Regions from separate parts of the Mus musculus genome. Here all the other regions are linked to region 1. Evidence: chromatin loops called from intact Hi-C (ENCODE). Cell type or tissue: heart. All regions are shown on one strand.

What was found. Peaks named below come from ENCODE experiments on the same cell type or tissue, not always from the same donor. Only the 100,000 strongest peaks of a DNase experiment are listed, where the experiment ranks them.
Region 2: a loop joins it to region 1, with 9 times the contacts of the local background. A loop is called at or near these places in 12 of 42 quality-filtered maps.
Region 3: a loop joins it to region 1, with 8 times the contacts of the local background. A loop is called at or near these places in 29 of 42 quality-filtered maps.
Region 4: it touches region 1 in a loop (12-fold over the local background); 22 of 42 quality-filtered maps call a loop at or near these places.
Region 5: a loop joins it to region 1, with 2.6 times the contacts of the local background. A loop is called at or near these places in 11 of 42 quality-filtered maps.
Region 6: it touches region 1 in a loop (6-fold over the local background); 28 of 42 quality-filtered maps call a loop at or near these places.
Region 7: a loop joins it to region 1, with 13 times the contacts of the local background. A loop is called at or near these places in 9 of 42 quality-filtered maps.

What each region holds. Positions count from the first base shown.
Region 1 is chr7:46,093,968-46,097,967 of GRCm38, reverse strand. It overlaps Kcnj11 (potassium inwardly rectifying channel, subfamily J, member 11), which reads left to right. Exons shown (of 1, transcript NM_010602.3): 1 at 1-845. Among named protein-coding and RNA genes, the nearest start is that of Kcnj11, 4.3 kb to the left of the region's middle. In heart, a CTCF peak has its summit at 1,691 (motif pointing left); DNase peaks (open chromatin) are centred at 447 and 1,477; H3K4me3 peaks cover 1,556 bases; H3K27ac peaks cover 1,501 bases; H3K27me3 peaks cover 1,091 bases.
Region 2 is chr7:46,605,267-46,609,266 of GRCm38, reverse strand. All of the region lies in intron 8 of Sergef (secretion regulating guanine nucleotide exchange factor), which reads left to right. Among named protein-coding and RNA genes, the nearest start is that of Sergef, 33 kb to the left of the region's middle. In heart, CTCF peaks have their summits at 1,520, 1,739 (motif pointing right) and 2,692 (motif pointing right); DNase peaks (open chromatin) are centred at 1,456, 1,576 and 2,706; H3K27ac peaks cover 1,597 bases.
Region 3 is chr7:46,201,892-46,205,891 of GRCm38, reverse strand. It overlaps Ush1c (USH1 protein network component harmonin), which reads left to right. Exons shown (of 27, transcript NM_001163733.1): 19 at 579-698; 20 at 1,712-1,762. Among named protein-coding and RNA genes, the nearest start is that of Abcc8, 24 kb to the right of the region's middle. In heart, CTCF peaks have their summits at 915 and 1,642; no DNase peak of the experiment used is centred here; H3K27ac peaks cover 614 bases.
Region 4 is chr7:46,224,349-46,228,348 of GRCm38, reverse strand. Ush1c (USH1 protein network component harmonin) reads left to right here. Exons shown (of 27, transcript NM_001163733.1): 5 at 2,698-2,806; 6 at 2,915-2,939; 7 at 3,108-3,165; 8 at 3,417-3,511. Among named protein-coding and RNA genes, the nearest start is that of Ush1c, 12 kb to the left of the region's middle. In heart, a CTCF peak has its summit at 1,900 (motif pointing right); a DNase peak (open chromatin) is centred at 1,168.
Region 5 is chr7:46,376,980-46,380,979 of GRCm38, reverse strand. Myod1 (myogenic differentiation 1) reads right to left here. Exons shown (of 3, transcript NM_010866.2): 1 at 3,681-4,000; 2 at 3,162-3,240; 3 at 1,888-2,836. The coding sequence ends at 2,586. Among named protein-coding and RNA genes, the nearest start is that of Myod1, 2.5 kb to the right of the region's middle. In heart, CTCF peaks have their summits at 139 (motif pointing left), 1,809 (motif pointing left), 2,576 (motif pointing left) and 3,776; a DNase peak (open chromatin) is centred at 1,769; H3K4me3 peaks cover 1,301 bases; H3K27me3 peaks cover 4,000 bases.
Region 6 is chr7:46,180,013-46,184,012 of GRCm38, reverse strand. Abcc8 (ATP-binding cassette, sub-family C (CFTR/MRP), member 8) reads left to right here and starts at 3,980. Exons shown (of 39, transcript NM_011510.3): 1 at 3,980-4,000. In heart, a CTCF peak has its summit at 2,184 (motif pointing right); no DNase peak of the experiment used is centred here; H3K4me3 peaks cover 373 bases; H3K27ac peaks cover 211 bases; H3K27me3 peaks cover 3,171 bases.
Region 7 is chr7:46,160,040-46,164,039 of GRCm38, reverse strand. The region is part of intron 6 of Abcc8 (ATP-binding cassette, sub-family C (CFTR/MRP), member 8); the gene reads left to right. Among named protein-coding and RNA genes, the nearest start is that of Abcc8, 18 kb to the left of the region's middle. In heart, no CTCF peak of the experiment used is centred here; DNase peaks (open chromatin) are centred at 1,399, 1,579 and 2,229; H3K4me3 peaks cover 491 bases; H3K27ac peaks cover 926 bases.

The sequences.
Region 1 (4,000 bases):
GCAAACACTGATATACCTGGATGAGAGGCCAAAAGGGGTCCTGTGCTTGCCATACAAGATGCACTTCAGGCAAAACTCTGCTTTCAGCTCCCATGGGCAGCTGTGAGTCACTTTGTCTGGGGGACGCTGGTGGGGTAGCGGTGCCTTGTCTGGGTTACTAGAAAAAGAAATATTGGGAAGTTCAGCCTGGTGAGGGAAAAGGAAGTCCCCAAGGCCCTTGGGCATGACCTGAGCCTGGACTCTCAGAGCAGTGTGGTGTCCTTGCCCAGAACTCCACTGCCCCATTGTCATAAAGCCTCCCACCTGTGACCTGAACTCTGGGCGTTTCTTGCTGGGGAGGCAGTGGGCATGCCACTGGAAAAAAATAAAGGGCACTGCCAGAGTCTGCCACCCAACATGGCCCTGACAGGCAAGAGGCCAGGAAAGCTACTTAGACCAGCTCTGTTTCCCTCATCTCTGGAAGCCACCATCCTTCCACCTCAGGTCCCCCCACCCCCACCCATTCTCTGTCTGTCTGGCCAACTTGGCCATTTGACATCCACCAGACATCGTAGTCAAGGGCCTGGCCTCCCTCCCGAGACTCTGCTGGAAGGCTGAGGTAGCCATGGGGAGGGAAGAGAGACGTTGTAAGCTTTAGGGCACTGATTGGTTCAAATCCTGGCTCCGGCCGAACAGCTCTGTGACTCAGTTGTCTCATTCATGTTAATAGTCCCACCTCATTAAGCTGAGCAGGTGAAAGCACATGTATCCATGCTTCAGAAGTGCCTGGTCTATAACAAGTACTCAATAAATGTTAACTGTCGTGATCGCTGCTGGGCTAGCCGCGTGATGGGAAAACTGAACCTAAGACAAACGAAGGTGTTTCTACACTGCCTCCGAGTGATGCGTTGCTCTGTCTGGTCTTACTCTCCGCACGGTGCCCCTCCCAGCTCAGACCTGGCCTGCAGGGGCTGCTCTCCCTGTCTTTGCCCACCTCCCTGCGATCCACCTGCCCATCAGGCCCCACAGCCACTGAAGCGGGCTGAGAAGGGTTGTGATCATTCTGTATGGTGTGAAATATGTTGTCACTCTCTATCTCTTGGGTCAAAGGTGGCCTCCTCTATCGATGTCCATAAAGGCTCAGGCCAGGGGTGCTCCTTGGACCATCCCTGGAGAGAGATAGCCTTCTCTCCTCTACGGGCCTTCTTCTTTGACTGTGTTTAAGGGTCTGTCTCCCCATCTCTGTGTTCGTGTCTCCTCAGCATCTGGGACTGAGTGGATGTTCGATGAAAGAATGAATGGACAGATGGATGGGTTGTGCACATGACCACAAACCAGGGCTATGGTTATAGTGAGGCATGCAGATGGGCGAGCCAGGAAGTTCTGCTACCAGTCTGACTTCTAATCTGCTCTCTCCTGCCCTCCTCCATCTGCACATAGTCCCCAGTGCTGACTCCCTCTTAGCAGACTGAAATGTTTCCTCCCTTTAGCCCCTCAGAATCTCCCTAGTGCTGGGGGCAACAAGTTGGGTGCAGTGTTCATTCTCGGGACTCGCCTAAGCTCTCCTTGAGGCCACAGGGAGGGGCTAGAGTCACTTGTAAGACTTGCTGAGTGACAGCATCCATGATGTCCCATCCAAATAACCTTGCAACTCCCAGATAAGCAGCTGGTGCTGGCTGAAGCCCATAGAAATGGGGTTATGGTGCCACCTGCTGGCCACAGAGGAGACCTACAAGAGCCCAGAAAATCTGGGCTGTTGGTTCCGTAAGAGAGATCCCAAGCCTTAAAGTTTAGCTAGGGAGAGAGTAGAAAACTCCAATCCTGAAGAGATAGCCAGTCGCCTCACTACACAAGAACTGGAGAAAAATGTGCCCAGCGGAGCACATAATTTCCATATTTGAAAGTGGCAGCAGGGTCACTCTTAAGTGACATTCTCCATTAGGTCTAAGGTACCCTGGCAATCGCAGGGACCTCCTCAGCTTGGGTCCAGTTGCATGGAGACCCCTCTATCCTCTTTAGCCTTTGAGTCCACTGTGTGCCAAGCCAAGCAGTGACAGTGCAGCCTGGGGAGACACACATCCCACCACCCTGCCCCCAACTCATTATAGTGGTGTGACATTGGTGTGACATGCCCCAAGTATCAGGTCTGGGCTGCAGAGGGGAAAGGAGCCAAGCTGCTCTCTTCCTCTTGGGGACTGTCTGTTGATCTGAAAATGAACTGGTAAAACACTGGAAACGCATCCAGGCCGGACACCTGGGGACTGGCATCTCCAGCAGGTGTCCCTTCCTTACATAGGACCCACTCTGCCCCAACAGGTGTCCTCTTTCCAGTGTTGTCCTTCCTAACATCTTCCCCAGGGATCTGGCTGTCACTGCAGGGGAAGTATTGGTAATTTCCCACAGGTCTTAATGTCCCCAATCTTCCAAGGTGGCAATATCTTACAGCTTTGAGTTTTACTGATGACTGCAGGCAACTCTGAGAAAAGGGTGAATTCCGCACTTTAGCCACATCCCTAGACTGCTGCAGGTCTGAAGAGCCTGTCCTACTCCTGCTCCAAAGGAACTCAAGAGAGGAAGAACACGGAGATCAGAGTCAAAACTGTGACCAGGGGTGGAGGCTAGATTGACAGCCTCTCTACCAAGCCCACCTGCTTGGGGCATCCTATCCCCTCACAGGAAGGGAAATGGGTTTCCTTATACTCCCTCCTACTCCTGATATTGGCCGGCTCAGCACTCAAGTGCCTTGAGGACCAGGCTACCTTGGCAACCTGAGTCCAGAACGTGATGATCTCATCCCTCCCCCACCCTTGATTCTTCCTAAGTCCTGTAATAGACAGGATGTCAGATCCCAGGCCAGGCTCTGCCCATTTCAGCTCCCCCTCCCCACCGCCATAGCTTTGTCTGCGCCTCTACGCTCCCCCTGCTACAGCGATCGGCTGTGATGCCTTAGCTTCTATTCCCTTAAGGAAGTATCCAAGGCTTCCTCGGAGGCTAAGGTGACCATCCTACGTGAAGGACACTCATTAAACAAATCCATCCTTAGAAACCAGAGACAACCAACCCGCCACCACGTCCTGTGGGTTACTTGTGTGACATGGGACTTTGCTTCTCTCTCAGAAATCTGGAAGAGAAAGACGCCACTTTGTCTCTTCATAGACCCCACCAGGCAGTCCGTCCATGGCCTCAATAGCAAGTCCATTCCTTCACTGGCATAGAGGATTCCAGTGTATACTGAAGACCATCCGAGACATCCAGCTTCATGGACTGAACAACTTCTGGACTCTTGGACCTCCCATTCATAGGCAGCCATTTTTGGATTAGCTGGACCACAGCCTGTAAGGCATTCTCATAAATACCGCCCCCCCCCCCACCGTGTGTGTGTGTGTGTGTGTGTGTGTGTGTGTGTGTGTGTGTACTCTGCATTCACACTGTTAAGAGTCCCACAACAACACCAAGCTATACAACCATAGTGTCCTTGCTCAAACCCATACAGGGTCCATGATTGTCACCTCCGTCTCTGTGAGCCCCCATGAACCCTGCTTAGTTGATGCTGTGGCCCCTGTTCTCATGGTGTCCTCGACCCCTCTGGCTCCTAGAATCCTTCCTCCCCCTTTTCCACAGAGCTTCCCTGGCTTTGCCTGGTGTTCTGCTGTGGGTCCGGTGTCTGCGTCTGCTCACATCAGTTACTAAATGATGACTGTCTGATGATAACTGGGCTAAGCACCTGTCTGTACGTGTGACAGAATCATTTGACTCTTTTTTTCTCTTTTTCTTTTTCCCTTTTCCTTTTTTCTTTTTCCCTTTTCCTTTTTCCTTTTTTCCCCCGATCATATTTGGTTCTACCCTGGGCCTCTAGGCAGTCCAGGCTCTGGTCGCTGGCTTCCTCTCCTGACATGGGCCTCAAGGTAGATCAGTCATTGGTTGGCCACTCCCACAAGTTCTTCATCACCGCCACCCCAGCCCACCCTGCAGGCAGGACGTACTGGAAGTCGAAGGTGTTGTGGCTGGTTTGGTGTCTCAG
Region 2 (4,000 bases), 510 kb before region 1:
CTGGTCCATGGAAGTGGACAAAGCTTAGCTTGGACTCACTCCTTTTGTCCACATGTGTCACAGAATGCCCTGACTTCATTACTGAGCTACATTTATTCTTCAGAGAAGCACCTTTCTCTAGCTTTGGACAATGGGTACTTTATTGTCCCAAGTGTCTGGGAAGGACATGTAGTTATCTTGGTCCCCTTAGCATTTGTCTATGGGATGCGGAGCGTGTGGACCCTGCACTGTGCTGTGGAATGCAGGGGACTCTGAAGTCCAGAGCTACCTTCAGAAAGCTTGTGGTTGGATGAACAAATTAAATATTTAGGAGATGAATAAAGAGTGTGGTGGGAGGCCAGAGGAGTGGCCAGGACACCAGGGGCTTTGGGGTTTCTGAGAGGCGCTGTGGCGTGAGTCGAGAGGGAAGGGCAAGCGCTTGTGGTTGGGCTTTGGGAAGGTCACACTTCAATAGGTGGAGTGTGTGCAAGTTGGTTCTCTTGTCTTCTCCTTTCCTCTGGTAAGACTCCCAGGCCCCCGGCTCCTCTTTTTACCTTGTGCTGAGTAGGAGGTCTCAGACATCATGGTCTTTTGGAAACAAAATGACTATGCTTTATTGCCCGTTGAGGGAGTCAGCATGTCACAGCACTAGGAAAGGCCCAGGTTTCTCCTGTTACCACGTGGGACCTGGGAATTGACCTCAGGTGTCAGACTTGGTTGGAGGCCGGTGCCCCTTACGTCGAGCTATCTCGCTGGCCCTGTGGTTATTCTTATGGCCACCCCAGTTTCATTCTGTGACAATAAAACTGGCTTAAGAAGTAATCAGGATCGATATATGTGTTCAGACAGTGATTGTCATGCCATGCACAGCTGCCTGATTTCTAATGACAGAAACCAATGAAACAAAGGGGGGTGGGTTGAAAGAACTCAGGCACAGTCACATGCTGGAGCGTCACACTGCCATTCAGAGGCGCGCTCAGGAGACTTAATGCTACAGGGATAGCCTCGCACGGTACTTTCTAATTCTCAGCTAATGTTATAAAAAGATTAGGAAGAAATATACCAGAATATTACCTCTGATAGGTCTGATTAAAGTGCATTTTATTTTCTATGCTAGCAAGGCAAGACTCTTAAAAACTCTCTGGCTCCCCCTTCATTCGTGTGGCCAGTCAGAGGTTGTAGATATTATTCTTTTTAAATTTTACTTTATTTATTATGTGTGCTGAGGGGCAGGGGGAATGCACACGTGGATGGACAGATCTTCCGGTCTGATGGTAGCCTTCGTAAGGCTATTTCAAAAGGAAAGTGAAAATGGCTTACTCTTTCAGGCCAGGACATGATCCCCTTTTAGTGAGTGAGCGCAGCGTGGATGCCCTTGACGAGTCTCCTCCCTGGACCTCAGTTGAGAGGTCACATGGAGAAGAGGCAAGAGGCTGTAGCAGGAGGCGGGAAAAGTGGGCTCTATTTTTGGCTCAGTCATGAGTCAGCTTGATCAGCTTGGGCTCCTTTGGGCATCCGTGAGCCTTTGTTTCCTCATCTGCAGAGGGGACTTGAAAGTCATGAAAGGTCTTGATGCTCCAGAGTGCATCTGTTCCCAAGGACAGAGGGTTCCTTCACTCTTGTGGGGACAGCTGAGGGGCTGAGCCGGTCGACTCTGTCTTCCTTGGAGTTAGGTACTTTTGGCTAAAGGCCAGTGCAGGGTGGGATTGAGTGGGAGCATGGCTAGCTAGCCAAGCTGGGAGGGGGAAATTGACTTCATCTGGCCACTAGAGGGCAGCATTGTTTGATTACATTCCCTTGAGGAGCCTTGGCTTGCGTGCAGGATTCAGAGTCTAGCATTTTAAAGGAAAAAGGACTTTGGAACACACCCTACAAAACATCAATAAATACATAGCAGATGTGAGATGACAGAGGGAAGGATGGCAGAGTGGTCTGCGTAAAGCCACACGTTGCTTTTTTTTTTTTTTGGCCCTGCATTACGTAGCACAGAAGATGGCTGCAGACAGAGCCAAGGGTATGATATGTGGGCCCTATAAAGAGCAGGCATGTGGTTGAGCGCAGGAAGTCAGGCTCCTGCCTGTAGTGTGTGGTGGAGCGCAGGAAGTACGCATGCATGCATGGCTGCCCCTGTCTTCACCCATCTGATGACTGCGTAGATTAAAACCTAGCTTGTGCTGGCTCCTGGGGCTGTCTCCTGCAGATGTTCTTGCTACCTGCCCTCCAAGGTCCGAGGATGGCAAAGCTTTCCAGCAAGCCTTCCAGCTGGTGCCCAAGCTGTTTGAGTTCGTAACTATTTTCCTGGCTTTGCAAGAAGTGTTTGCAACATTGTGTTCCCACCTTCTGGAGGCTTCCTTTCCTCAGCCCTGGGCTAACTTTAGTTTTGATCTGCAAGTGCCCACTTACCTTAAACATTGTGGTAAAGTAAAATTGTGTACTGTCCTGGGAGCCTGGCAGCTAGGCAACCTTGGGCAGGCCACTTCCTCCCAGTGAGCTCAGTCTCCTACTGCAGCTGCGTCATCTTCGCTAGAGGCGAAAACCTGGCATTGTTTTCTTTTTGTTGTTGTTGTGTTTGGCAATGGATACCCATTGATCTGTGGCCTGGAACAGTGCAGGGTGTGTCCGGCGGTGAAGGAAGAGCCACCTTTAGAGTAGGTACATTCACCCATGGGGCATGCCCAGTGCTTGCCTAAAGCCAAGGGCAGCAGGGTCTGCCCACCACCAGATGGCAGCAATGGGCAGGCAGACAGCCTTGGGGACAAGGTGTGTGTGTGTGTGTGTGTGTGTGTGTGTGTACAGCATTTAGAGTAAGAATTAGCAAGGTCAGAGCTGAAGGGATCTCAAATCCTCGCTGGGCTTTGCTCATGAGATGAGCTGAGGTTGGCTCTTTAGCTGGCTGTCCTATGGGAGAGCCGGAGATTGGGGTCTGAGCTAGAAACAGTGGGGAACAGCAGAGATGCACATTTCTTTGGCTGTCTTGATTCCCACCCACCTACACACAGCATGGGCAAAGGGCTCTGTTTTGACCAGGACCTCCCCTCATTAGTTCTCCTTGAGGTCAAGGCTTCCAAAGCCTTGCTGGAGACAGGCTGAAGAGAGTAACATCCAAGGTTGGAGTAGGGGACCGGTGTTTGCCAGGCACCCGTCATATATCAGCACTCTGCCCAGTTCTGGTTTGTCACATACAGATTCCTCGTAGTGTCCTGAGCTAGGATCCCTTGCCCCTGCACTCCACATGCAGTCCAGGGCTTAGCAGGGTTGAGCGGCCTTTTCAAAATAGCATAGATACTTAAGAAACAACGTGGACCTGTGAGCCCCCCCCCCACCCCGGTCTGGTCTCACCTCTCACCACATTATTTCCCCTCCCTGTGACCTCACTGGGTGTGTAGCAAGTGGCTGTCTTACTTTAGATGGACCGGGTAGCTTAGAAATAACAGAACCTTATTTCCCACAGTCCAGAGTCTAGGAAGTGTTACCAAAGTGCTGGCAGTTCCTCTCTGAGTCTACTCTCCTGGCTCATAGGCAGCCATGGCCTCTGACGTGGCAGAGGGGCGAGCACACCGCTAGTGTTCATGAAGACCCCCACCCTCTGACCTTGTCACCTCCACAGGCCCCTCTTCCTCGCACCATCACGTCAGGCCAGGGTTCCAGCCTATTTTAGGAGGATGCTGACGCTCAACCTCTCACGGTTTCCTAGATCTTAGTGCTGGGAGGAACGGAGCCGAAGATAGTGGAAAGAGGATTGTTGTGGCAAGGCCGTCGGCCCCGCTCAGACTCCTCGATGGCCTGGGAAGGGCTCAGAGGTCACTGGCAGAGGCTGGGGAGCCATTCGAGGAAGTCTCCTCTTTCCTGGGGAGGATTGATTTGTTCCAGAAGTGCTCTCAAAGCGGTCAGGCTGTAATTTTGTCGTCATTTTTAGGTTCTTGACACATGACACCATGCTTTGCCCTTTCTCAGAGACCTTGCAGTGTCTCTCTGGAGCTCTCTGATCAGTGACAGCCAGTTCCCTGAAGTGATCTCAGTG
Region 3 (4,000 bases), 110 kb before region 1:
CTGGGACAGAGACAGTGGGAAGATAGAGAATCTCATGAAGGGTGTTGGGAGGCAGGACGGTAGTGTTGACAGTCTCTAGGGACCAGTCAAAGGGTTTGGGGACAGGGCTGTGCCCTGATGAGAGATGTTTTGGCAGGTAATCAAGCGTTAGAGTGAAGAAGACAAGTGCTCTCAGTCCCTGAATAGTCTGGTCTCTGATGTGTCCTCACCCCAGGGATTCTGGATACTGTGCCCAGACACTGGGAACCAGAGTTGCCTTGTGTCACACTACAGGGCCTTGAATATATCCAGGGGAAATGGCCCTTTAAGGAAGGGGATATTGGGTGGTCAATGTGGGGGAGCCTTGAAAGTGTGTCCTCTGACTCAACTGGTTGATTCCCTAGAGCCACTCAGCCACACTGAGGCTGTAGAGTTCTCTTTAGGTGATGCACCTACCCCAGGCCTCCTCTGTCTGGGCAGATGTATCAGGCTGGCTCATGTGCATGGGAGTGACTTGCATGTTTGTAAACATACAATGGCTATCCCTGGCCACATCCCCTATGACGCCACATGGGTATCTCCTAAACTAACCCCCGTAGACATTCTGCCCAAGCCCACAGCCTCCACGAGGCCCTGGCGTGTCCACCATCTCCAAACCCGTCATGGTCCACCAGGAACACAACTTCGTCTACAGGCCTGCTGTGAAGTCCGAGGTTCTGGTAAGCCCCTTGGGTCCCTCCGGGGTGCTTCTAGAGTAGCAGTCCAAGATCATGTCACCTGGTTTCTGACACCTCTGGAAGGGAAGTGAGATGTGACACAGTCAAATCCTGAGTCATCTTGTCACCTTCTTATTGGTCAAGGGATGAATCCACATGATTTGCAGTGGGTATGGACCCGTACAATTCTAGTTCTTTCGTTGACCACACACAGCCTGAAGCTCCGTCTAAAGATGGCAGTGTTGAGCCTGGGGAGGTGGCTGAGCTGGTGCAGTGGTCACTGTGTGAGCATGGGCACTTGAGTTCAGTCCCGGGATTCACATTTTAAAAAAAAGAAAAAAGAAAGTTGGGCTTGATGATGTAATCCTTGTTCAGAGGAAACAGGCAGGTCCTTGGGGCTCACTCGCTGGCCAGCCTAGCCTACTCTGTGAGTTCCAGGTCACTGAGAGAGCCGGTGGCACCTGAAGGATGATGCCTGTGGTTGCCTTTAGGCTTTATGTCCATGCACACACCCCATTTCACTTCTCAGCTATCACTAGAACCAGCTGCTGGGGAATGGAAAGTTCTGCTCACTCCAGTCCCCACAGTGAAGGAAGCTGGGGCTCACAGGCACCCCACAGGGTTCCGATCTCTGACTGGCCTCACACCGTGGAAGCACAGTCATGGCAGAACTTATATTCCCTTCCAGGAAACCCTACCCAAATGTCAGGGCAGGGCACTCCGGTACTTATTTTGAGCGTTAGCTGCTGTCCCGTCGGCTCCCCCAAAGGGCAAAGGTCATGCCCTGGGCCAGCCTGCTGAGTTCATGGTGCTTGTGCTCTCTGGTTCATGGTACATGGTGTCAGTGCAGCTTCATAGCAACTGCAAGGTGGGAGGCCTGGAGTGGTCCCCGAACATCAGCCTATCTGGGGAGGGACACAGTAGTCTCAGGCTGGCAGCCCCAGAACCTGGCGCCAGGGGGCAGACGATACCTATTTTTAACATCCGGTGGGGAACTGTCTTTTTATTTCTGGCAGCCGCAGGAGATGCTGAAGAGGATGGTGGTATATCAGACAGCATTCAGACAAGTAAAATGAGACCCGTGTGTCTGGTAGTCGTGTATAGCTGATTCTGCCCCACCCGTCTCACTCTGTGTCTGACTCCTCCTCCTCCACTCTAGGTCTTGGCAGTTTCAAGGTAGCCCAAGTACCATCTTCAGGGAAGCCTCAGGCCAGCTCTGTGTCCCCCTCACCCCCAGCAAAAGGAGACCCAGGGATTTTCAGAGCTTAAACACGGATGGAGAAAGCATCAGTAGGATTCCCCACCCCTACCCTCTGGTGGTCCAAGGAGGAAGAAGATCAGAGGGCTAAGATTATTAGCTAGGCTAAGATTATTAGCCCTAACTCCATCCTTGGAGAGAAGGGGGAGAGGGGCTGGATACTGCCTTGCTTCTTAGGCTGTACTTGCTCCAAGCAGACCACAGCCTTTCTTAGCCTCAGGAGGGTGGCAGCTTAGCTTCTCCACCTTTCTGGGCTTCACTGGGATCTGGGAGTCCCTGCTGGCATCTGAATTAGGTTAGGCAGGGTAGAGTTAGCTTCCATCCAGAGCTAACTATTGGACTGACAGCTTCATCCCCATTGAAAGAGGCCCCCCGAATCAAAGGCAACCTGGACAGCAGGCTCTCCAATGCCCCCACTCACAAGCCTGGGTAGGCAGGAAATAGTGTGGGTAGGAGGCATAGGTGGAGTGTCTGTAAAAGAGGCCGCTGACAGCCCAGGACCCGAGATGGACAGAAGACCTTAGAAGGTGTGCCGGGCAAGCCCCATTTCTAAATTCATCAAGGGTCTTAAGTTCACCGCAACACGGTGGGGAGCTCTATCGTCTTCCCCGTGCCACAGAAGTGAGGCAGTCACAGGAGCCATGGAGCACCTCTGCTGTGTGTCAGACCCTGGATTTAGATCCAGGACACTGGTTCTGCTATCTGCTCGAGAGCATTACATCACCTGCCTCTCAAAGCACAGGCCTTGCCCAATAGACCCTGAAGGACCAAAGCTGAAGACACCAACACCTCTCAAAAGCAAAAGGACAAGAGCTCCGGGATTATAAGGCTTCAAGGATCCAGTTAAACCCTTGGCTCCTCCTCTGACTCATGACCTTAGGCATCAATGTCACCTCTCTGGCTTTAGTTTCCCCATTTGCGGAACAGAGGGTGTGGCTCTCCTAAGGCAAACCAGCCGTAATGTTTCAGACGTCTCAGATTTCTCACAAGTCTCAGACTTTGCCACCCAGCCATCCCTGAGAATAGTATTCAGGGCCTGACAAAGGGGAGTGTGGCCAGCAGGACCCAGTATTCCAAAAAGAACACCAGGGATAGATAGGCCTCTCTTAGTGACAAGGACATAGGTCCCAGATTCTGCCTAGTAACCTCTCTGGTGCTTAGATGTGCTGTGCCCCTCGTTCTGTGTGCTGATTGACAAGCACAGTATGGCCGCCAGACAGATCCAAAGCCTCATGGGGGTTCAGCCTGGAAGATAAAAGCCTAGGGAGAAAGGGTGCAAGCAGAAATTCAGGGGCCCAACTGCTGCCCTCATTCTTGCGCCCAGTGTCTCATAGCTGCAGTCTGGGCAGGGGCAGGATCTCTGGCCCACTCACAATGCTGCCTGCAGACCTCAGAGGAGACTTGGTGCAGCCTAGGAAACTGTGTGGCCATTTTTCCAGTGGGGACTGACTGTGGTTTAATTCAGGATTAGCACCCTGGCTTCTGAGGCCTGTGGGTGCCCTAGTTTGGCTCACTGTGTATGTGACCCCTGGACCAATTGCCCTGGATTTGCCCCGCTTCTTCTTACCATGATGTTTCCAAGTCCTGGCCCACTTCACCCCAGCAACCCCCCCCCCTCCGAGCATGGGCCCCAGAGCTGTATGTCCTTTCCATCTCCCTTGGAGAGGGAGGCTTTGTAACTCCTAGGTCAGTCAGACTCCTACTCCTAATCTTACCCCCCACCCACTTCTTCCCTTGGTACAGACTGACACGTGCCTTCCTCAGTCACTTTGTGGCTGTGTTCTCCAGGCCAAGAAACCCCTTAGACAGGCCTGCTCCCCTCCATGAGGTCAGAGTACTAAGTGGAGAGCCATGGATTCACTCTTTTGGCCTGGTCACAGCCTCCAATGGCGATGTAGAAGGCCAGCTTGGGCCAGCAGAACGAGACTTCTTGTGAGACATGGGCCAGCCACCTAGGCATCCAGACCCCAGTGGTATCCCTGGAGCCACAGTGGCCACCACCGGCTGAACAAAGCAGGGACAGGGACAGGCTCCTCTAAGTACTTCC
Region 4 (4,000 bases), 130 kb before region 1:
CAGTGAGCAGCAGAGCCAGGCTTTGAACCTGGGTCTTCTGGATCCAGGCCAGCACCCCAGGCTTCTCCCATACAGTCCCCACACTTTCGTGTCTGAGCAGGGACAAGCAGGCCTCCAGGTCTGAGGGCTGCTTATGTCTCTCCAGGTAAAGAGACTTCCAGGGATTTTGTTATCAACATCCCCATCGGGGAATAAGCCAGGGGCTTCAGGGGGCTCTAGGACTGATGGTGCGAGACCAGGGAGGAGGGGGTGGGGACAGCAAGATGACAGTCAGGGCTTTGTTCACAATCCCTGTCTCAGGGCTCCCGGTAGCATCTGAAATTTCAGCCCCCTCATTGTTCCTTCCCTCGGTGGCACATTTTCCAGCCCAGAAACACGGCCAGAGGAGAGAGCATAATGAGCTCCCCTCTTGGGGACAGCTGGGCCCCCCTTTTTTTCCAGCACAAGCTCTCCTCTGAGGACAAGCGCTTTCCTGCAGAGACCCATGAAGGAGGGCATCAGGGCGCACTCAGGAAACCCAGACATCCAACTTCCCACCTGCTTCTCAGGCTTATGAAATAGCACTCCCCCTTTCCGGGGCCCTGGGGCCCATCTCCTCTTTGTCCTACAATCCCTCAGATTGTCATGTTACTATGAGCTCCGTACAAAGGCTCTTTTGCAGGGTTCTGTGTAGAGCAAGGAGGGAGAGGGAAGTTGATCCTGCAACCCTCTCCAGGGGCTGTGGGGGAATCACTCCGACTAGGGTCCTGTAGTAACAATACAGGGAACTCCACTCAGGAGGAGCTAGGAGAAAATCGCCTTCATCCATTGATCAAACCAGGGTTCACGTTTCTTGTGCTGGAGGACAGCACAGAGAAGATTCTAGAAGTCAAGAGGGATTTGCCCTGGGATGCTGCAGGCCCTGCAGGGGCTTGAACCCTCCAGCAGGTCCTGGTCCTGGGACTTTAGTCACATTGCTTCTGTCCCCTCCAGGATACTTAGGTTTTTAACAATACCTTCTTTATGTTTAACTGTGTCCTTTATTCATGCACGTATGCAACTAGCTGTTTACTTGTGTAGAAAATGATTCTGCCCCCCTTCCCTGGCTCTGCTATAAGATGCACAAAGTAATCCCTGCCTTCTTATGGAACTCCGGGACTCTGAACAAGTGGCAGGACTCCATAGCAGGCAATGTGCAAGGAACTGCAGCCAGGCTTGGCCACATGCCCTCCTTTTCCAGACACCCAAGAGCCAGCATGTGTTGTCTGTCACGGAGACCTGACGACACATCCCAGCAGCCTCTTGGCTCACTGGGTGACTTTGAACAAATCAGTTCCTCCTGATGCCCCATCTCTTCACAGTGCCACAGTGGTCCCTACATAAAGGCCTTTTGGCAAGTTCTATGCAGAGCAGAAACACAAGTTCTTACCCTTTGGATTGAAAAACATAGGTTCAGGAAGCTATCTGGATGTTCTCTTTGAAGTCACTGTCCCCAGAAACGCAGCAAGTTCTTTGGAGAGCCCTCCTATCAGGACACTGAGATGGGTGTTTGAGTCCCAGAGAGATGGGCACACCCTTTCCTAGTGGTAATGAGAGGTAACTGTAGATTGTAGGCTGGGAACTGACCTAGAGACCATGTGCCCTCAGAGTCTAACCTGAGACCCCACATGTGCCAACCCTTCTCCAAGAGACCAACAGTAATGCGTGGGGTTTCAGGCAAAGCCACAGCCTTCATCTGCACGACGCCTGAGCTCTGTCCCCGTGTGTCTTCGTGTCCTTGGACAATACACCATTGTCTTGCACCCCTACCTGTCTCTTGCCCATTACCAATACACCTCTGCCTCAGCTTCCCTATCTTCTCTCAGGAGATGTTGATGTTCGAGGATCCTTCGGCTTTCTGGTAGAGGCAGCAGCGATGGCCAGCAGGGGGCAGTCTCATCATGCTCTGCCTCTTTGAACTGGCTCAGTAGGCCTCCTTAATAGCAACCATTTCTTAAGAACTTGCTGTGGGCCCCATACTGGCTGACCTTACACACTTGCACATATGTTTGCTTAATCCTCACTCAACAACTCCATGGTATTCTCTGCTTCATATATGAAAGAAACCATGGTTTAGAGAATCCAAAAGACTTGAATTTAAAAAAAAAGATTTCAACTCAGAGCACAGAGCCGTGGGTTCATTCTCTGCTCTTTGCCTGCTTCCAGAATCAAAACTCAGAAGTCAGTTTAACTTCATTGCATTTCCATGGAATGGAACAAAAGAGATTATATGTTTGTGTTAGTGATATGAGTTTGGGTCAAGTGTCATGCGTCCCCATTTCAGATCTCAGTAATTGGTAATTGATAGAGACAAAAGCCTGCTTCTAGGACAGGGAGGGACAAAGGCCAGACAGGGATGTTGGATTCCAGAACCTGATTGCACCTCAGTGGGGTGACAGAGGAACCAAGAGACGGTAACAGAGTTCCAAACCCTGCCTCAGCTCCATTACCCACCAACTGCATGCCTCTCCCCAGCTCAGATCTTGCTTTCTCCATCCTGGAGCTGAAAAGTGTTGCCTGCCGCTGTCGGAGGGTAGTTAGGCTGCGACACAGTACTAAAGCACAGATGAAAGCTTTTGCTTGATGACAGCCCCTCTGGGGCGGGGAGCACCTGGGAATGGGCCTGCTCCCCTGCTTGGCACTCTCCCCTGTGCCTGTTGCATCTCTCTCTCTGCCCAGGTAGGGGATGAAATTGTCCGGATCAACGGCTATTCCATCTCTTCCTGTACCCATGAGGAAGTCATCAACCTGATCCGCACCAAGAAGACCGTGTCCATCAAAGTGAGACGTGAGTGAGGCCGGACAGGAATGGCGCTTTGGGATGGGGGTTGGGTGGGAGGTGGCCCCAACCCCAAGGGCATAGGAGCTTCCCTAACCTGCTGTTTCCTCCCCACAGACATCGGACTGATCCCTGTGAAGAGGTAAGCAGGCTTATCTGTGAGTCTCCTCTAGGCCAAGAGTCCTGGGATCTACTCCACCCCCAGGCCCTGAACTTGCACTGCTCCTGGGCTGCGGGGGTGAAGTGACACAGAACCCAGCTCCCTCGAGTGTGCTTACCGGCTCCATCTTCTCTCTTGCCTTCGCCTCAGCTCTCCTGAGGAGTCCCTCAAATGGCAGTATGTGGATCAGTTCGTGTCGGAATCTGGGGTAAGAGACTACCTGCCATGGGGGTTCGGTAGCTGGCCTTGAAGAAGGAATGGCTCTGGGGAATGTAACCCCGGGGTCCCCCATAGGTCACTAGGGTACCTGGTATAGCATGGTAGGCCTTCAGACTCATACCGCAAGGATATGATGTCTCCAGTCTCCATGAATATTGGCTACTTAATCTGTATGTCTCAAGCTAAAAGGGCCACTTGAAGGCATGTAGACCCAGTAACCTGATTCTGTCTCTCCTTCAGGGTGTGCGAGGTGGCTTGGGCTCACCTGGCAATCGGACAACCAAGGAGAAGAAGGTGTTTATCAGTCTAGTGGGCTCTCGGGGCCTGGGCTGCAGGTAGGTAGCAGGCAAGTCTGGGCTCGGTCACCAGTCTCTAGGTGGGTGACATGCCCAGGGCTCAGTGACAGCTGGTCAATCCCAGGCTCCCCAGAACTTCCTCTCCCTTTCCTCGATACTGCTCCTGAAGACTCTGGTCCACTGGCTGTGGGGCTCATGCACTGGTGATGATGCAGAAGACAGAGCCAGAGATAGAACTCCATTCTATAGGAGCCCTTCCCTCACTGCGAAAGTACATTCTCCAGCTAGGCATCTGCCACAGTTCTCTTGTCACTGATGCTTCTGGGAACCGTCCCATAAGAGGGGCCAGTGAAGCCTACAACTCCAGCACCATCAGAAAGAGCTCTGAGGCTAGCTTAGGGTTGCTAGACCCTGTCTCATAAAATAAAACAATAAGCCGCCACATGCAGGAGCTTTGGGCTCTGTGTAGTGGTCTTGTTGAGATGCGGGTGCTACAGTTGCTGGGAGATATGTTCCAACCCTGCCAGT
Region 5 (4,000 bases), 280 kb before region 1:
AGCTCAGCCAAGGCCCATGTGGTCCTGTCTCATCTCGGTGTTCCTAAGCTCCTTCTCATGAGGAGCTGTGGGTCTACAAGGTTGCCCCACTCTTTTTGTGCTTGCTGTGCCTCAGCTGTGAGCTCCCTCTGCTGTCCAGTCCCTTCAGGATTCTCCCTGGCAGCTCTCTGCTTGTGTTACTGCTCCTGTCCGTATGCACGGTCTGTGTTCTATGTGTCATCGATCATGATGCGACCAATTGTGAAGAGGCTCAACCCCCAAGTGTCTGGTTGCCTCCCAAAGGGAGGACGTGTGTTCAGTGGCCTCTTCCCCTTGAGGACAGGATTGGCATATGTCCAATGGACAAGTTATGACTGATCCCTGAGGGGCCTCGAGAGAGTGTGTAAGGAACCCTACAGAGCTCTGAGAGGCCAATGGAACATCAGAGTAACGGAAAAGCTCTGAGCATCTCCTCCAGGATGGTCTTGCAGGGTAGGCAGAGTCCACTCTCTGCATGCAGTGGTCCTTCCTGAAGGTGTCTTTTCTGTGTCTTGAACCTGGCCTATGGGAAGTTAAGGAGAGGATCTGTACAAAAGGAATGCAGGAGGTACTGAGGGCCTAGGGACAAGTGTTAAAGGGAGGGAGAATGTATGCCAGGCCACTCCAGGGAAGAATAGAGGTGTGTGTGTGTGTGTGTGTGTGTGTGTGTGTGTGTGTGGTCCCTCACGGCCATTGTGCATTGCCTACACTTGTCTCTCCTGACACATCTGAATAGCACTTTGTCCAGAAAGCTCACCTTGCACTCTGGCTGCACCAATGGCCTCCCCCTGCCCTCTACACAGTCTGATGGAAGCACCACAACTCTAGAGATATACTGGTCCCTTCTGCCCCTCCCTCCTCCCACAGGCTCTGAGCCTCTATCTTCGAATGAGATGAGACAGTGGAAGATGTTCTGAGGGTTGGCTCCTGACTGTGCTGTCCCTGTGCAGTCCCACTATCGTTAAGGGCTTGCATACACCACATGGCTCATAACCCATCCCCAGGGCCCTTTAGCTGTCTCTTCTTGCACTGTATCTTCCCACCCTCCTCCACACGTGTGAGGGTGTTGTGTGGATCCAGGGCCATACGCTCTCACAGAGCCTTCTGGACACACTGTGTGGATGGGAGCCATTCTCAGCTTAGCACACACTTGGGAGTCCCTAAAAGGAGACTTTGGAAAGTAACAATAACTGGTCCTAGACAGACTCATTCTGCCAGAATCTTAAATGGGTAGAACTAGTTTTTTGGTTGTTTTTTTTTTTTTTTAATTAATCCATTATTCTACGGGCAGGGTTTCATGTATCCCAGACTGGCCTGGAACTTGCTGTGTAGCTAAGGATGGCCACACACTTCTGATTTTCCTGTGTTACCTTCCGGGCCTTGAAACTACAGCTGTGTCCCCCATGACAGGTTGATATGGTGCTGGGGACTGAGCCTGGGATTTTGTGCATGCTAGGCAAGTGCTCTATCACCTGAGCACCTCCTTAACACCAACTTTTAATTTTGTATTTTAAAGAGGTTATGTCTTTATCGCCAGGGTGGCCTCCAGCTTGCCTCCATCCTCCTGCCTCGGCTTCTCAAATATGTTGAGATTACAGGGATGAGCCGCCACATCTGGCTTTTTGTATTTTTAAACGAACATCAACCTACGTGCATCTTTCCACCGGAGCCACTGGTTTTCTTGGGTGCGGCAGGCAAGGCCTGGGGAATTCCCTACAGCTGGAGGTCTGCCAGCCCTTCTTCATTACCCAGCACTACCCAGCCTCCGTGCTACCCTTCTGCCACCTACAGGGGTCGCTGCGAGACAGCCCGCCCAGTTCGTAGAGTTTCTTTCTGATCCCCTTAGGAAAAGCCAGAGCCACTTTGTATAAATTAGCGTCTTTATTTCCAACACCTGAGCGAGCGAGCCTCGAGGCTCGCCCGCTTGAGGAATAAACATACAAAGTTTTTGTTGCACTACACAGCATGCCTGGGAGATAAATATAGCCCAAGGGGCTCCCGCTCTGGCCAAGCAACTCTTATTTACACGAATAGATTACAAAAGTCTTATATAAAAAAATAAGTGGTCCTGAACCGCGGGAAGGGGGAGAGTGGGGTATGGTTACACCTGTTACACCTGAGACCTGAGTGGCCTCCGCAAGCTGTGGGGAAAAGTGGGTGCCAGGAGGGCTCCAGAAAGTGACAAACAAAAGGATGTGGAGGGCAGGGCTTAGGTGTGCAAGGCTCACCCCTGTGCTATGAGGAAAGGAAGAGCGCCTGGCCACTCAAGGATCAGCTCTGGCCCAGTGAGGTGCAGCCAGAGTGCAAGTGGCCTTCGCTGTGAGCCGCATGAAAAAACAAACAAACAACTGAAGGACTACAACAACAACAACAAAAAGGACTATGTCCTTTCTTTGGGGCTGGATCTAGGACAGACTTCTGCTCTTCCCTTCCCTCTGGAAGAACGGCTTCGAAAGGACAGTTGGGAAGAGTGTCATTTAAGCTTCATCTTTTGGGCGTGAAGAACCAGGGACACCATCCCCAGGAGTGCCTACGGTGGTGCGCCCTCTGCTGCTGCAGTCGATCTCTCAAAGCACCTGATAAATCGCATTGGGGTTTGAGCCTGCAGGACACTGAGGGGCGGCGTCGGGAGACGGGGTCTGGGTTCCCTGTTCTGTGTCGCTTAGGGATGCCCCCTCTGGCGGACCCGGAGGCGACTCTGGTGGTGCATCTGCCAAAAGCAGCGCAGGCGCAGCGGGGCTGTCTGTGGAGATGCGCTCCACTATGCTGGACAGGCAGTCGAGGCTCGACACAGCCGCACTCTTCCCTGGCCTGGACTCTGTGAGGGGAGTGGAAGGTTAGTAATCCAAACTTGCGGCCCTTCTCAAGTCTCCTGCCCATAGGCACGGAGCTTTGTAGCAAAAGGGAAACTGAGGACTTGCTAGACTGGAAGGAGAAAGGAGAGGAAGGTGTGCATCATAGTTCTTTGTCCCCTCCCCCAATGCTCCCCCCCCAGCCTCCCCCCCCCCCGCCATCCCAAGGTACGGGTATGTATGTGGTGGAGGCAGGAAGAGGATACTAAGCCTAGGGAGCGAGGAAAGTTTCAAGGGGGATACAGAAGGCCGATAAAGGCCTGCTAGCTGGGAACAGCTGAGAATACGCACCGCGCGCCGCCTCACTGTAGTAGGCGGTGTCGTAGCCATTCTGCCGCCGGGGGCCGCTTGGGGGGCCGCTGTAATCCATCTGCGAATAGCAAGGATAACAGAGTTAGGTCTACAGGGCCCGAGTGGGTCTCAAGCAACACTCCTTGTCATCACCCCTCCCTCACTCCCTTAGTCTCAGCTGCTGGTTCCAGGACTGGGTCAGCCCCAGGTGGTAGGAGCCAGCCACACACTGGAAGCTGTCGCATGCGGGGCCAAACTGAGAGTGGACAGTCACTCAGGAACAATAATCTGCATTAGGGTAATAATGAGAAGGAAAAGCATATCCCGGGGTCTGCGCAGCAGTGTTCCACCCCCAATCGGCAGAATCATAGATGCCCTGGGTCTCCAAAGCGACTCCAGTGTCAGATGCCAGGAGCATCTAGGTATAAGGGACACCCCCACCCCAAGGGCCTCGGAAACCTGTTGCAGATACCCCAGGCGCCGCCTCCATTGCTCATCCTCCTGAGCCCCCCGCCTTACCATGCCATCAGAGCAGTTGGAGCGCGGGCTGGATGCATCTGAGTCGCCACTGTAGTGCTCGCTGCCACGGCCTGGGGGCAGCGGTCCAGGTGCGTAGAAGGCAGCGGCGCCAGGGGGCGCGGCGTCCTGGTCGCGCAGCAGAGCCTGCAGACCTTCGATGTAGCGGATGGCGTTGCGCAGGATCTCCACCTTGGGTAGCCGCTGGTTCGGGTTGCTGGACGTGCAGCGCTTGAGCGTCTCGAAGGCCTCATTCACTTTGCTCAGGCGGCGGCGCTCGCGCATGGTGGCGGCCTTGCGGCGATCAGCGTTGGTGGTCTTGC
Region 6 (4,000 bases), 86 kb before region 1:
CCCAGAGTCTCTCTCTTCTTGCTGCCTGCAGACTCAGATATAGAACTTTCAGCTACTTCTTCAGCCTGCATGTCACCATACTTCCTGCCTTGATGATAATAGACTGAACCTCTGAACTGTTAAGCCAGCCCCAATTAAATGTTTTTCTTTATAAGAGTTGCCAAGGTCATGGTGTCTCTTCACAGCAATAAACCACTGACTAAGACAGCAAGTTTGAGGCTATCCTGGACTACACAAGACCCTGTCTCAAACAAGCAACCAAACACCCTTAACTGGCAAGAGCAATATTTAATTTGTATATATAAGAAGCTCTTATCGAAAAAAGCCAACAGAAAAAAATGTTAGCCTTGGTTGTTGTCAGGAGTTCCCTCCCCACTTCTCCCATTACATGGTGTCAAGACACTAAGGCAGGCTGACTCACCAACCGTCCATTCATGTACAATTGAGGATCTCGTGCGTCCATCAGTCTGTGGCTCTTCCCTGAGGTGAAGGAATCTGGCATGATCTATATGGGTTATCTAGTATAATCTACCTACACCATCATTGGCAGCTAGGTCCCCAGCCACTTCTCCATTAAGCAGATAGCTAGGCATCAACTGTAGAACTTTCTCTTCTCTCCTGACATAGGGAGAGTGGGGCTGAGAGGGGAGATGCTGTTGCTCCCAGAGTCGCAGACAGAATGTCTCTACCCAGTCCTCTCATCTATTCCCAGTTCCCCTGAGGAACCACAGAAGCACTGTCTGTCTGTCTGCTTCCCACCTAGACCCAGCTTCACAGTCATGGGGGTAAAAGGAGCAGGAGGAAACGTCTTTCTCCACTGGTACCGATAGCCCCACGTTGTTCTCCATCCTTCTGCCGCGATGTTCTACAGCATAAGAGTGACCATTCAACACCATCTGCTTGCCAGGATTTAGAATCCCCTGGGCACACTTATGAAGGAGGTTTGAGAATCGGCTGACATGAAATGTGAAGACGCCTCTTGAGCGTGGGTGGCACCATCTCATGGGCTAGGAGTCTGGACCAAATGAGTGATAAAGAGAACGATGAGCACCAGCATCCTTCTCCCTCTGCTTCCTGACTGCAGAAGCAACTGGACAGCCACCTTGTGTTCCTACTGCCACACTCCCCTGCCATGAGCCACCGTGCCCTCAAGCCACAAGTAACTGTAACACGATGGCTACACACTGAATTTTGCTTTTGATTTCAACCAGCTCATTGGTTGGGATTGTTGGAAAGGTTCAATTCCTGAATTGCCACCTATTCCCTTGCTGGCATTACACAAGTTACCCAGTTAGCCACACAAAGGCCTGAGCAACATCGACCCCAGGAGAGCCACTCCCACCGTGCCTGCCAGCGAGTGAGAATCCAGACTCTTAAATCCAGGTCTGTTCTTGTTCTGCCACTAGATGGTTGAGAATTCTTCAAGTGGGGTACCTTTGCTTAAAGCACTCTCCCAGTGCTTACAGACGTGGCAGGGTCTCCGGGGCTAGCAAACCCAGAGGCCCGCCCCTCACTGTATGGAGACACACGCAAGTCCATTTCATCCATAAAGGATGCCATGAAGCATGCGCTCCTCCAGGCCTGTGTCCGTGTTCTCTGCACCCACCCCACTGAAGCCCAGGAAGGACTACACCATGCAGGTTGCTTGTTTTCAGTGACCCTGCACTGATGGGCATTTGAGGTGCTTCTAGGGCCCAGCTACAAAGCAGTTCTATCACACATCCTTGGCAGCTACAGAGAGCCTTCTTGGGCAGCTGGCACCATGCGTTCCAAGAGAACTCTCAAATCCTTGTGTCAGGCAGTGGGCTGTGTGGTCTGTGTAGACTGCTGGCAGCCACAGTGTCCCTGAGGTAAACGGGTCCTCAAGACTGCAGGCTAAACATGCTCCCGCCACTTGCAGCTCTCCTCACTAGAATGTTACAATGGACCACACCTTTTGTTTGCTGTAAGGACCCAGGAGAGGCAAGTGTAGGGTAGTTGTAGACACTGAATGGGCATAGAGAACCTGCCTCACCTGCACGCTAAGCCCCTTTGATCCTGTGATCTCATCCCAGCTCATATGACTTCCTCTCCCCACCCATTTAGAAATGAGAAAAATGAAGCTCAGAAAGGTGACTGGCCACATAAGAAGTTATGTAGGAATCTGGCCATATGCTATCTCACGATGGGGATGTGCTCTGAGAACTATCACTAGGTGGCACCACTGAGCACACAGCAGCAGAGCCTCTGGTCACTGTACTGAGATACCTATGACAGCAGAAGGCAGTCTAGTCTAGTATGTCCCCTCCCCACAAAGCCCTCGGTATGAATGCAGTCCTCAGTTGCCTGAAAGGTTGTGCATCCATGACAACGTGGCTGAGCATGTAACTGCACAAAGAATAATGCAGAAATGTAGAGAAAAACCTAAAATAAAAGAAAACTCCAGCCTAGGGCAGGAAGGTTGAATTTGAGGCTAATGTGGGCCACACAGTGAATTCAGGGCTACATAGCAAGATTCCATCAATGAGGAGCAGGAGAAAAAGGAGGGAGAGGAGGAGGAGGAGGAGGAGGAGGAGGAGGAGGAGGAGGAGGAAGATGATAATTATGATGATATAAGAAAAAAGGAATGCTAGAGTCCACAGCAGTGGGAGTGGATACATGCATGTGCTTATAGTATCACATCCACAGGCAAAACCAGAAAGGATAAGCTTGGTCTCTGATCCTCCCTTGCTTGCTCTCTGGTCCTCCCTTGCTTGCTCTCTGGTCCTCCCTTGCTTGCTCTCTGACCCTCCCTTGCTTGCTCTCTGATCCTCCCTTGCTTGCTCTCTGATCCTCCCTTGCTTGCTCTCTGATCCTCCCTTGCTTGCTCTCTGGTCCTCCCTTGCTTGCTCTCTGGTCCTCCCTTGCTTGCTCTGTAGTCCTCCCTTGCTTGCTCCCTGGTCCTCCCTTGCTTGCTTCCTGGTCCTCCCTTGCTTGCTCCCTGGTCCTCCCTTGCTTGCTCTCTGGTTCTCCCTTACTTGCTCTCTGGTCCTTGCTTGCTCTCCTACTGCTCACCTAGCTCTCTCCACTCTTACACAGTCCAGGGCCCTGTTCATGAAATAGTGTTGCCCACAGTGGGCTGGGTCCTCCCACAGTAATTAATAATCAAGACAGTTAGCCACAGACATACCCACGGGCCAGCCTGATTTAGGCAATTCCTCAACTGAGGCTCTTAATTGATTCTAGGTTGTGGCAAGTGGACAATTAAAAACTATCAGGCACTGGGGAGAAGTCCCCGTGGTTAAGAGTATTCCCATGGGCTCTCTTGAGGAGACCAAGTTCTGTTCCCAGTAACGCCCATGCCAGGCAGCTCTCAACCAATAATTCCAGCTCCAGGGGATCCAAGTTCCTCTTCTGGCCTCTATTGGTACCTACACACACACACACACACACACACACACACACACAGAGAGAGAGAGAGAGAGAGAGAGAGAGAGAGAGAGAGAGAGAGAGAAAACCAATCTTTAAACAAACAAACAAAAACAAAACAAAAACCCTAATCACCACAAGGGAAGAGAGCTAGATTCAGGCCAGGTTCCCACTGGCTAGCAAGGACACCTTGAATCTTTTAGGGGAAAGATCGGGACAGGCTGTGAGGTCACTCTGCGACCCCGCGCCAGAGACACTTGAAAATTCCCACGCACCCTCCTAAGTTCAAGTTCTTTAGTTTCTTTGGACCGAATCGGGTACGGGCTTGTGCCACTCTGTTCCTATGGGGACCCCTCTGATCTACATCCAGCTGAGCCTAGTTCCAGAGAATCAACATTCGGGAATCCCAAATCCACGCACTCCGGGCTCACCCGGATCATCTTGGTTACTACTCCCACTCAGACACCGCCTCGCCTGCGCACCCAGCGCACGTGCGCATTGGGTGAGACCCCACCCTCGCCCCACAAGAGCAGCTGGAAGGGCGGGGCCCAGCGGCAGGTGGGGGCGGGGCGGGCCGGGGCGGGGCGGGGCGGGCCGTGCGGGAGCCCAGGGT
Region 7 (4,000 bases), 66 kb before region 1:
ATTAGATAACTTTACCAAGGCCTCTCAGCCAGCTTCTAACAGAATTTGAGCCCAGCTCTCTTGCTCTATAGTCTGGGCCCTCAAGCCACGACACTAAAATGATGACTACTACCAAATCATCACTCTGGCTCCATGGACCATGAAATCCAACGATGGAGAAATCTAAATAAAATATCTGTAGCTCCATATGACTGTGAGGAGGACCACAAGAGACTGTAAAAGCCAGGTGGGGTGGTGCATGCCCGGAAGCCCAGCATTTCAGAAGCTGAGGCAGGACAGTGTCAGCAAGTGTATAGCCAGCCTGGGCTACCTAGCAACCTCATCCCCTAAGAGAAGAGCTTTGGGATAGGACCTGGATGGATGCACTGGCTTAGCCAGGTGGAGACATCCCACAGTGGGAGGAGACTGGTTTGTTTGTTCACTTGCTTGGTTAGTTGTTGGTTTGCTCCTTTAGTCTCTGAATCCTTTGAGGGCCATTTCTGGATATAAATATTTTCCTGTGTGTGTGTGTGTATGTGATGCATGTGTATGTATGTGTGTATATGTGGTGTGTGTGTGTGTGTGTGTATGTGATGCATGTGTGTGTATGTGTGTATATGTGGTGTGTGTGTGTGTGTGCGCGCACATGCGCACGTGTGCATGCGTGTGTACCACACCATGCATCTTGGGGTCAGAGGACAACTTGTGGCAATCAGTTCTCTTCTACCATGTATGTTCTCTGAGCCATCTCATTGGCCTCCTCTGGCCTTTGCCAGGTCCTCGAAGGAGAGAGAGAGATTATTTATTTGCCTCCAGCAATAGCATCTCCAGTTTTAGTCTGACTCTAGACTGAGTCCAAATTCCCCACCTTCTCCATTCTGCACATTAGGGGAAAATAGCACAGGCCAGAGCTCCCATCAGCTTGGATAGCCATCTTCTTCCTCTATTTCTCCAAACCCTTGTGAAAGTCTCCTAGGGAGAGAACACCCCCAGAGATGGTGAGGGCAGCCCCAGGAAGGTTCCTTCGCCTGAGCCTCACCTCCCTGACTCAACCCTTGGTGCCTACCCGGCGCTAGCTATGGTTTATCACCTTCTTGTTGAAATGCTCTCATCAGCACACAGATCTGTGGGACAGATGGCTCTGCCTCAGTGGCAGCAGGCATTATCAGATTTAATAGTTGTTCCCTGCAGCCCAAATACAATCAGCAAATTTCCGACATAGAGACGAGAGTTGAGAGTAAACACAGTCCCTTGGACTCTCTCTGACTTTCCAGCCCAAGGCCCCCTCCTGCAGTTTAATTCTCTTGGGCATCAGAGCCCATAACTGTGGGGAGAGGTTGCTCAGTGCAGTCACGTTGCCTTCCAGTTCTAGCCAAGAGCCAGTGTTATCAGGGTGGGTCACCGGGGATAGGGCAAGGAGGACACTGGCCAGCCCCAGGCTGCAGGTTTTAGAGCCTGGCATGAGGAAGCCCAGCCCATGTCCAGCCTGCTTCACCCGATGTTGATGCCACCAGCAGCTGTCCTGTCCTCTCTTCCCTTCTAGGACACACAATTGGCAAGGAACAGAGACAGCGCCTTTGGCACCCTAAAGGATGGGCGGTCTTGATTTGCCATGCTCTGAAGCTCCTGTCCCCACTATCTCTCTTCCCTGTGAAATCTGGGCTCTATTCCAGGATCTAATTCTTTCCAGCCCCACTCTCTCGCCCAACCCCCTCTCCAATCTGTCACCTGCCAGGGATGCCACTGATCTGGCTGGAGGGCAACTGAATTGGATTCATAAGGAATGGCTGGTATCCGAAACCTGCCGGTGCCACTCTGGGCTATCAGCTGAGCCAAAAAAAGACAAGCCCAGGTCGGCTCCAAGGCCAAAGCTTCAAAGCTTCTGGGTGACAGTGGGAAGAGCATGCAGGCTTGTGTGTGCGTTTCCGAACAAATTGTACAAAATGAGTGATGGTTCTGTGTATGATCCCTCTCTCTCTCCCTCTCTCTCCCTCTCTCTCCCTCTCTCTCTCTCCATCTCTCTCCCTCCCTCTCTCTCTCTCCCTCTCTCTCTCTCTCTCCCCCTTTCTCCCTCTCCCTCTCTCTCCCTCTCTCTCTCCCTCTCTCTCTCCCTCTCTCCCTCCCTCCCTCTCTCTCTCTCCCCCACTGTCCTCCCCACCCCAGCTCCTATTCTTATTGCTATTCTTCCTCTCTCCCCCTCCCTCCTCACTGGGTTATTTGTGGCTCTCACTCCGGGTGGCTTGGTGATCATTAATGTCTCGCTGTTTCTGTGGTGTTGGAATGTCAGTATGTCAGTGGCCTCTTTGTGACAGTGTTCACAAAGTGCCTGAAGTGACTGCTGCTTCCATGCTTCAGCTTTGTGTCTCCTCCTTCAGGAAGCCCTCCCTGGTTGTGTTAGACGCCCCCTTGTCTCTGTTGCTACCATGAGAGACTACCAGGTGGAGTGGGCTGTAGCCCAGTGGCAGAGTATATACTTAGCATACATGAAACTCAGAATTCAAGCCACAGCACTATACACACGTGCACATACACTACATACAACCACTGCGCGCGCGCACACACACACACACACTACACATACATACCACTCTAGACATATACACCACACACATCACACACACCACACACACTACAGACACACTATACACCACACACATTCCACACATACTACACACTACACACCACACACACACACACACACACACACACCACTATGGGAAATGATACTTCTATGAAGAATGAAATGTTCCCACATGCACTCAGGAATCAGAAGCAGGGGGATCACCACAAGTTCCAGGCCAGTCGGGGCAGAGTATTTGGCTGGCGTGCACAGGCCTTTCGATCAGTCGCCAGCACTGAGTGCAGCAGTTATCACACACGGACTTCTAATGCTCTGGGAAGCCATTGGCGCATGGTTCCACAAGATTCTGCAGTAGAATCCCTTAACCAGTGTTTTACAGGGGAGGAAAGTGAGACTCAAAGAGGGCGAGGGGCTCCTTTAGAGACATCATGGCTGGTAGGTGATGAGTCTGGTGTTAAACTCAGGTACAGCTCATCTCTAACATGTCTGAACCTCCATGTCAGGTGGAGAATGGCAGAGGTGCGCATGTGACAGGTGGGGACAGGTTGCTACCTGTGGTGACCTGAGATCGCTTCTAGCTTTTACTCAGGCCCTCCAGGGCAGATGGTCCACCTTTTAACCTCACTCAAACAGAGAGAGCCCAGGGACCCTCTTTATTCTCCAGAGGACCAGGAGGGACCTTTTAAGTCATGCCTCAGTCGGGAAGCATCAGAACTGTCCCATCAAAGTCCTGCTGCCTCAGCCACCTCTGTAATCAGTCCACTGCTTTCAGTGGCCACTGCAGGCCTCCACTGCCGGATGACAGCCTGGGGCACAGAGAGCCTATGCACTGATTCGTTTAAAGGAATAGCTAGGGCCAGAGAGATGGCTAATGAATAAAGCTGACTGCTGCCAAGTCAGGTGACATAAATTTAATCCCTGGGACACACATGGTTGCAGGAGAGAACTAACTCCCCCAGGTTGCTTTCTGACCTCGCATGTATACTGTGGCACCTGTGCATACACAAAATAAGTTAAAATGTATCTACGTTTTTAAAGGAATATTTATTTAAGCATCAACTTGCAAATAGCTTCCCCAAGAGCTTGTGAAAACAGAAGTCTAGGGCATGAGATCTTCCAAAGCTTTCAGCTTCCATCAGATGTTGAGCTGTGGTCCTGGTCTCTTCTCTCCTGCCACAGGCCTTTCACTCCTTCTAGGATGCACGGTGTCCTCTTTTTGGCTAGGCATCACCAGGGCCTGCCTTCTTAGGCCTCTTGCCTGGCCTGGTACCCATTATTTCTTTTCTTCACTTTTTTGAGATAGGGATTTGTGTTGCACAGGGTGGACTCCTACTTATTATGTAGCAAAGGATGATCCTCTTGTCTCCACCTGGATGTCACACTTCCATACCACAGAGGTGCCACACAGGCCTTGTGTACCCACATCTTCACAAAAACCTA